2 separate regions of the Mus musculus genome follow, and region 1 is linked to region 2. A link is a contact called in ENCODE Hi-C or POLR2A ChIA-PET data. All regions are on one chromosome and are shown on one strand. Each heading gives the region's core, a stretch centred on a gene start or an enhancer-like site at or near the end of the contact. The rest is flanking DNA. Distances are from core to core; before and after follow the strand shown.

Evidence for each region. A loop is a pair of places that touch in the nucleus more often than their neighbours do. ChIA-PET counts read pairs that join two places held with the same protein, here RNA polymerase II (POLR2A).
Region 1: POLR2A ChIA-PET joins it to region 2 with 18 read pairs in Patski. The contact joins the enhancer-like site here to the promoter of Aplp2 in region 2. A Hi-C loop is called at or near these places in 10 of 37 maps with a recorded cell type or tissue (T-helper 17 cell, adrenal gland, gastrocnemius and 3 more). POLR2A ChIA-PET finds 5 or more read pairs at or near these places in 4 of 5 experiments (Patski and embryonic stem cell).

Annotation. Positions count from the first base shown.
Region 1 is chr9:31,259,815-31,263,683 of GRCm38, forward strand. It overlaps a transcript of Gm7244 not described here. Among named protein-coding and RNA genes, the nearest start is that of Gm7244, 9.7 kb to the right of the region's middle. Within about 2 kb of position 2,562, at least 1 of the 3 ENCODE cell types and tissues checked has a DNase peak (open chromatin) inside an H3K27ac peak, as active enhancers do; it is heart, where a contact is called at or near this core.
Region 2 is chr9:31,209,039-31,213,183 of GRCm38, forward strand. It overlaps Aplp2 (amyloid beta (A4) precursor-like protein 2), which reads right to left and starts at 2,810. Exons shown (of 18, transcript NM_001357698.1): 1 at 2,585-2,810. The coding sequence starts at 2,689.

The sequences.
Region 1 (3,869 bases), core at 1,312-3,811, 51 kb after region 2:
ATAGGGGAAAGTGCTGGTTTAAGAAGCTGCTAAATGGGGGCTTGTGAGAGTGGGCTCTGCAGCCGAGAGTGTGTCGTGCTCTTCTGTGGGACCTGAGTTTGGTTCCCAAGCATTCAAATAGGGTGAATCTCAATTGCTTCTAATGCCAGCATCAGGAGAATCTGGCCTCCCAGGGCAGCTGTACTCATATCAACATTCACACACACACACACACACACACTCTCTCTCTCTCTCTCTCTCTCTCTCTCTCTCTCTCTCTCACTCACACTCACTCACACCATCTCACTTCCCTCTGGTGGGGTATTCCAGCTTACTTGCCCTTCATCTTTCTTAATATTTAATGTGGCCAATCTTTTGGATATTTACCAGGAATCTGCATGATATTTCCCAGAGAAATAACCGGGCTTGCTTAATTATTGCCAACACAGACCATCTCTCAGTGAGAAATCTTTGTGCACATATATTTTCTGTGGTGTTGTGATACAACACCACAGAATGACTTGTTTGCTGCCAAGTCATTGCATGTTTTCTGGAACTTAGACTTGACTAGGAGTGACGAAGGACTGAAGAAAAGACAGATGGACACACGGATAGAAAGCTCAGATCTGATAGTCTGGACTCCCTGCTGGAGAAACCTCAGCACCCCAGAAGTTCGGTGTGTTTATTATATAGAGGTGAACAGAGAGGTGGGGTGACTGCTTACAGCTGAAGAAGGAGGCAGGGTTATTGTATATAGACAAACAAGGGGGCATGGCTTATGGGACGAAGCTGTATCAAGCAGACAGGTTTAGCTAATCTTGGTAGGAGTGTGCTCTGTAGGGGAGCAGTCTTCAGGCTATAAATACACAGGGGACAAACACTATGGTGGACATTTTCTGAATACATGATTAATGTCCACACACAGACCAGACAGGGGGGATTTGCCATTTCCCTGAGTCTCACACCGGGCTGGGAAAGCTTTGTCATTTTCCCATGGGTTTGAGCCTCTGGGGTCCTAAACATGGCTGGCACAGGTCACCACCACTCATTCACTCAGGACTTCACACACTCAGGGCTTCCTTGTCTCCTCCCCTGAAGCCCCTCCCCCCCCCCCCACTGTTTATGAGAAGCCCATCTCTCTGTGATGTTCTGGCTCTCTATGTGGCCCTTCTTATCAAATATCCTGAGCTATGAATTCCCATACATGTCTCCTCGAGCCAGGAAATTTGCCTGTTTCCCTCCCACCATGCATTGCAATCACTCTAATCTTCTGTTTCTCTCTCTCTCTTTAATTTATATATTTTTATTTTATGTGCATTGATGTTTTTCCTGCATGTATGTCTGTGGGAGGGTGTTACATCTTGGAGTTACAGACAGCTGTGAGCTGCTATGTGGGTGCTGGGAATTGAACCCAGGTCCTCTAGAAGAGTAGTCAGTGCTCTTAACTGCTAAGCCATCTCTCCAGTGCCCCCTCTCTAATTCTCTTAATTTTCATTTGTTTGGGGAAAATATATGTATATTGAGCCCAGGCAGAAGACATTTCTTTTCCTTCAGCTGCTAATGGAGTGTTCAAGTTTTGAGCGGCTTATAAACAAAAGGATTGTGGACATCCATGTGCGAGTCTTTAAGGTACTCGGACCTTCATTTCTCTGGTTAATACTTAAGAGTACGGGGCTGAGATACATTGATCACAAGGTGATCAATTCAAGAAGATGTCAGACTTTCTCCAGATCTCTCATGAAATTCATATAAAGTTGAGCTGCTGCATAGTAGAGTTGTACGCCTTTAAGTAATTTAATTATATGAAGGTCTCTTCTCTGTGACTTTCTGATTTGAATGGGCTCAGGGCTCTATCTCTGTAGTCTCGTCCTCATACTCTGTACAGGTTCTTTTAAGAACTGGTGTCTGACTACGTAGCCCAGGCTGGCCTCTTGCCTCAGACTCTCCAGTCCTGAAATTACAGGTATGTACCACATATCCTCTCTGTCTCTGTCTCTGTCTCTCTCTCTGTCTCTCTGTCTCTGTCTGTCTGTCTGTCTCTCTGTCTCTCTCTCTTTCTCTCTCTGAGGGGGCCCATAGGAAGGGGTTGCCCTTGGAGATGGTACCTGGAACCCTATACGTGCTAGGCGAGGGCTCTCCACCACTGGCTACATCCAGCACTTTCTACTTCTTTAAGATGGAGACCCCAGATCTTAGAAGTCTATAGAATCCTGTAATGAAGCAAGGTTTGATACACACTTATCTCTGAGGCTGTCTTCTTTGGTTTTAGACCTTTCTTCCTTCCTTCCTTCCTTCCTTCCTTCCTTCCTCCCCCCCTCTCTCTTTCTCTCTTTCTCTCTCTCTTTCTTTCTTTCTTTCTTTCTTTCTTTCTTTCTTTCTTTCTTTCTTTCTTTCTTTCTTTCTTTCCTTCTTCACCCCCCCCCTTCTCTCATTCTCTTTTTCTTTTTGACAAAGTGCTGGAGCTACAAGCCTGTGTCATTGCTCCTGATTCAAGGCTGAAGAACAGGAATCTGTGGCTTTTGCATTCTAGGTGAAGGGACTCTGGTCAGCTGGAGCGTGGCTGCCAGCACTCTGGCAGGCCTTGCCCTTCTCCCCAATTCCCTCTGCCTTGCTAAAAAAACGCTTAGATTACATTCCTAAAGCTAGCCACCAGGGCCTAGTTCCTTATTTGGCCATTTCCTCCTCCTGAGGCTGACCACCAAGGTCAAGCTATCAAAGTATTGAAGTCCAGCATTCAAAGGCCTCTTTGGCTGCCCTATTTAACATGCCTAAATAAAATTAAACACCTCACCCTAACCTGGTTTTCCTCTTGTACCTTTATAAACTGTCATTTGCCTGTGGGCCACATCTGTCTTCTCTCCTGGCAGTCAGTCCTTTATCTCCTGGGACAAACACCCCTGTCCCCTCCCCACCCTCACCGCCCCCCCCATCTCCGTCTCTGTCTTTTATCCCCTGCCCCCTGTCCTCCTGGGGCAAATCTCCTCCCTGCTGAGAACTTGGTCTTAAGGCTCCAGAATGATACTTTTCCTTTCAGCCTAAGACCTTGTTTTTCTCTTCTTATCCTATGTTTTTTGGATTTGTCTCTTTCATTGTGCAACAACTCTACAGCCATGTGTTGTATGACAAAATTTTCAGGGCAGGGGGAGGGGAAATGTAACTCTTATGTCTACTTACCCTAGACAGGGAACCCACAAGAGTCCAAAGTAGAGATACCCCCCCAAAAAAGTCCAACTTGGTGAACAATTGAGTTCATTTGGATTACCTACAGAAGTATGGATGAGGGGTTAGTTACAAGAACAGAAATAACTCAAAGACAGCTATATTACGAAAGCCCACTCCAGCATGGGTGACAGCTCACACAGTGGGAAACCTGAAGCGCATTGCACAGTCATCAGGCAGCTCCACAGGTTGAAGAGTGTCCTTTCCAGGTGCCTCAGGTTTCCAGGCTAAACCTCTTCCAGGAAGCTGATCTGGTCTGAGTTGTCTTCGCTGGTTTTCTCCTCTGAGAATCTTCTTTGAAGCTCAGCTTGCTTGAGTCCTGGCTGCTCAGCTGCCTCAGTCTTCTGTGCAGCTCAGCATCTGAGGTGGACTCTCAGTCTGTATTGCTTATTCTCATAGGGAGGGGCCTAGTGAATCTGGTCAGTTTCAGGGACTTCCTGAAGCTATTTTGAGTTACTCATCTTCTCACTTAAGGAGTGTCCAGCAAGATGGAATGCTTCAGTCTCCTAAAAAGGAAAACACCGTGATAATGAGCAGTAGTACAGCAGATACATCATTTGTTTATGACCTTTAGGTGGAATAATCTTAAATTTTTAGCATTAATAAAGCAGTTGTGGAGGCCTGTCCCTGAAATGTTAGCATTCAGGAGGTGGAGGTAGGAACATCAGAAG
Region 2 (4,145 bases), core at 1,560-4,059:
GTGGCTCACAATTCCTTGCAGCTCCTGAGAATCCAAAACCTCTTGGCCTCCAAAGGGCACACATGTACCATACTCTTAACACAGACACACATGCATAAATAATAAAATACATCTTTTAAAATATTTTAAAGTCTTTTCCCCTAACTTTCAAACATAAATGGCATTGAAGAATTCCTTCCTCAACCCTGTAAGTCCCATTATGTTGACTGCTTCGTTAAGATGGGAATGACATGAATTCTTCTACAGAAGAGCACACTGATGAACCTAGTTTAGTTCCTGTTGCCAGCAGTGTCTTTAAAATGCACTTGCAATAGAAGCATTACCCTGATACAACGCCACCTTTCACAAGTATCTCAGAAAGCAGGTTCCACTTCGGTTGTCATTCTTGAGTTTCCTGGACACTGCCCACCAAAGGATCACTTTCAGATGTAGCAGAGTAAATTCAAGTTCTGGCTTTCAGAAGCTCAAACATCCATAGTAAAGGGAGCAGTTTGGGCACACACTTGGGTCTTGCACACAAGAAAATGTGCCCTGGGAATTATGAAAGGAAGTGCCCAGAGCAGAGAGGTGTTATTAAAAAAAAAAAAAAAAAAAAAAAAAAAAAAACAGGTGCAAAAGATTAATTTAGTCAACACCAAGCAACACTAAAGATCCGCCAATCAATAATTCTGTGCCAAGCAACTTGATCAGGGATTTGGCCAGAATCCCCTTGGCTAATCTCAATAAGGGCCTTCTCAAAGACATCATGATTTAAACCATTCTCATCTGAATTATGGCTTTAGCAATCCTCTGCTTGACAGCAAATAAGCAAAGAGAATGTACACATGTGAATAAAACTCTGCCAGGCAGCCAAAGGAAAGACCACTTGAGACAATGACAGTGTGAATAAAAATATTGTTCCAAGGAAGTGAAAAGTCTACAAAACTCCATTTTAAAAGCATTCTGCAAAAATGTTTTTTACTTTGTTTAGACAAACTTTTCAATTGAACAGCGTGGCGATCTGTCAAAATTAATCCATAACAACTAATTCTGATATTGGTATTTTTCCCCTGGAGACATTAAATATTAAATGGATTCTTTAAAACTGATGAATTCTTTATTGTGAATTCACTAGTACCTAAAGTTTCTCACACCGCTGGAAAGTGAGGTGGAGTGTGAACAATGGTTTTTGACACTGACCCATTAAGTCCCACCCAATATATAAAACTCGGTCTCCCCACCCTTCTCTTCTTATCCCCGCTCAATGTAGCTGTTTCCCAGTGACATCTTATCAGGGATCACAGATACAGCCCTACCAACTGTGTGGAAGCTGAAAGAATCGAAAAGTTCGTGTGTATAAACATTAACTGTTTCTACTTAAGACTTATCTTTTTTTCCCACCTCAGTCAAAAAGTTTCAAGCAAGATGAATACAAAGATTGTTTTAAGATGTGCCATCCGGAAGATTTTTTTCCTCATTAGATCTTTTTACCAATAGAAATATTTACACATTCTGTAGAAATGAATTCACTCTGAGCCGGGTTTTTAATTAGAACATTCTCAGGTCATGCCTATTTTATCAAACGCAATCTCTGACACTGGCTCAACGTACAGAAAGCCACGGTGGGTTTTTTTTTTTTTTTTAATACAAGCAGGCGCAAGAAGAAATAAACAACACCAGAAACACACAGTCCAGTCCTACAGTTCAAGCATTATTTCGAGAAAGTAAGTAAAAATAAAGTCCCATGTCTCCCTAGGCGACAGAGGGTTCTTGCGGGGAGGCTAGGTGCAGAGCAAGCTGCAGTACGGGTTCCACATCCGACATCCTGGCTCTTCCAGCGGCCTGAACTCCCGCCAACCACCTGGGACCCTAGACGACTTCACCAGGTTAACGGGGGTGACCTCTGGTGCAGAACAATCACTGTGACCCTGACCCACGTAAAGTACCCCCTGAAGCTTTCCAAATGTACTGGTGGATAGCTTCAACGTCCCCTGGGAGGAGGAAAGCCGGGCTCCCTAGTTTGCCAGACTTGTGCAAACGACTGGGAGGCAAGGGAGGGCGCAGAGCGCCCCGCTGCCCTGGCGGCGCCTCCTCTCCCCGCTCCCTCGGCATCTCGGCCACTCGCCAGGGCTGGAGCCGCATCCCCGCTGCCAAGTCCACCTGGTCAACGACTGCTGCGCGCCGACCGTCAAGGTGCGAGCCCGAAGCCCAGGCCCCCGACCGCTGCGGGCACCGGGGACCCGGTGCAGGCCGCCCCATTTAGAGCGCCGCGGGGCCGCAGGGCGCACGGCTGAGGCGCGCACGGCCCCGGGGGAGGGAGAGCGCGCGGTGCGGTGTCCCCGAGGATGCGGCGGCGCCGCCAGCGGGTAGGGGGCTGGGGCGGCCCCGCAGCCCCGACGCCTTTCATTTGGCCTCTGCGGCGACAGAGGCAGCCCGACCTCGGCGCTAAGCTCTGCGCAAAGCTGAGGCGCGCGGGCGGGGTGGGGGGAAGGCAACCCGCCGCTGCGCCGAGCCTCGCGCCGCGCCCCCGGTCCCACGCCCGCCCACAGGCCGTGCTCCCGGGCGACCGGAGGAGACGCAGATCGGGAGCTCGCCTGGTCCTCACCTCTATGTAGCCAGCCAGAGCCGCAGCGGGCGCCGTGAGCCCGAGCAGCAGCAGGACAAGAAGCTTGCCGGTGGCCGCAGCGGCCGCGGTCCCGGTGGCCGCCATCCTTCTCCAGGTCGCTGTGGCGCTGGGCTCTCCCCGTCTCTCGCACAGCCAGGCTACAGCGCTTCCCTACCGCGACCCAGAAGCGTCTGAAGCCCGTTCGCCGCCGCCCCGGGGGTTTTACATCGACCGGAACTGACTTCACAAAACCACGCCCCTCTTCGACAGGACCCAATACGAGCCGGCATAACTGGCCTAAGATACCTCCCCTTGTTTAGCCCAGGTCCAATCAGAGCACGGATACACCGACTCCCCTCCCCGCCCAGCGCGTGCCCCCTCGTGGCCCCGCCCCAAGCCACGGCCAGCCCCGCCCCCGCTCTGGACCCGAGGCTGGGGGCGCAGGAGTCTTCGCGGGTAGACCGTGGGCCGCTGTTCCCAGGGCGGGAGGCTCCTGTTTGGTTGTCTCCTGGGGTGGCTCTACATCATCCACCTTCAGCATCGGGATTTGGGCACGCCCCACTCCCCTAACCCTGCAGGATATTTTCCATATTCCTTTGGGTACCGCCCTCTTTGGGGCTTCTGGAAAATGTTTTAATTAAAAACAGGATGAATTGTTGGGAGTTCCGGACGGTTTGCAGAGGACCGACCCTGTCGCCCTGGAGGATGAACGCCGACATTCTGCTCTCCCCAGCGCTGCACGGGGCGCGCTCTTCCCCCCCAGACCTCTGCGCCCTTGTTTCGCCCCTGAACCCGCAGTGTCTGCACACCGCTGACCTCTGCTCCTTAGGTCCTTTCCCTGCCCCTCCTCGTCGTCACAGCCCCTGCGGCACAGAGAGGCCTTCCCCGCCGAGGCCAGTGGCGCCAGGCCACTGAAACACAAGCTCCCACCCCCCCACCCCCCTTCTCATGTGTTTCAGGACAGGATTCTGGCATCATTTTTCTTCAGTTTAAGATCTCTAAAGCAAAAGACACGCTTTCTCTCTTTTTTCATGCTCCCCAGCATCTTGGTTCCTGGGAAAGCGGCCTGCTGCCCCAGTTCACAACTGGCACCTTGTCCTCTCCATCACGAGGGCTCTGCTGGCTTTGTTTCCTTTCCGTAGCGGGTGATTTATGTACCACCCTCTGCAGAGACCTGGACTCATTTCTTTAGCTTCAACCATATCAAGAACCAAGTTCCTCTCCGCAGGAAGCATCTTAGTGGAGAGGGAGAGACAGTGTCTATAGTGGGCAGAGTGGGACAGTAAGGACCCTGTATTTTACAGATGCATTCTGCAACTGCACGCCAACGTAAGCAGTCCCGCTGTGGTCAAACTGGCTCTGCCTCATTCTCAATGGATGCCAGACACCTTTCCATTGCACAGCCCTTCCTGCTCCTGCTCCATTCCCACAATCCTCCATTCCACCTACAGGAAACACCTTACACAGATGTCATTTCACCCACCTCAGAATGCTGAGAGGGCTGTATCATACCGTGGCACTTTCCCATGGCTAGGTCTCTATGTCTCTCACATCACTGACA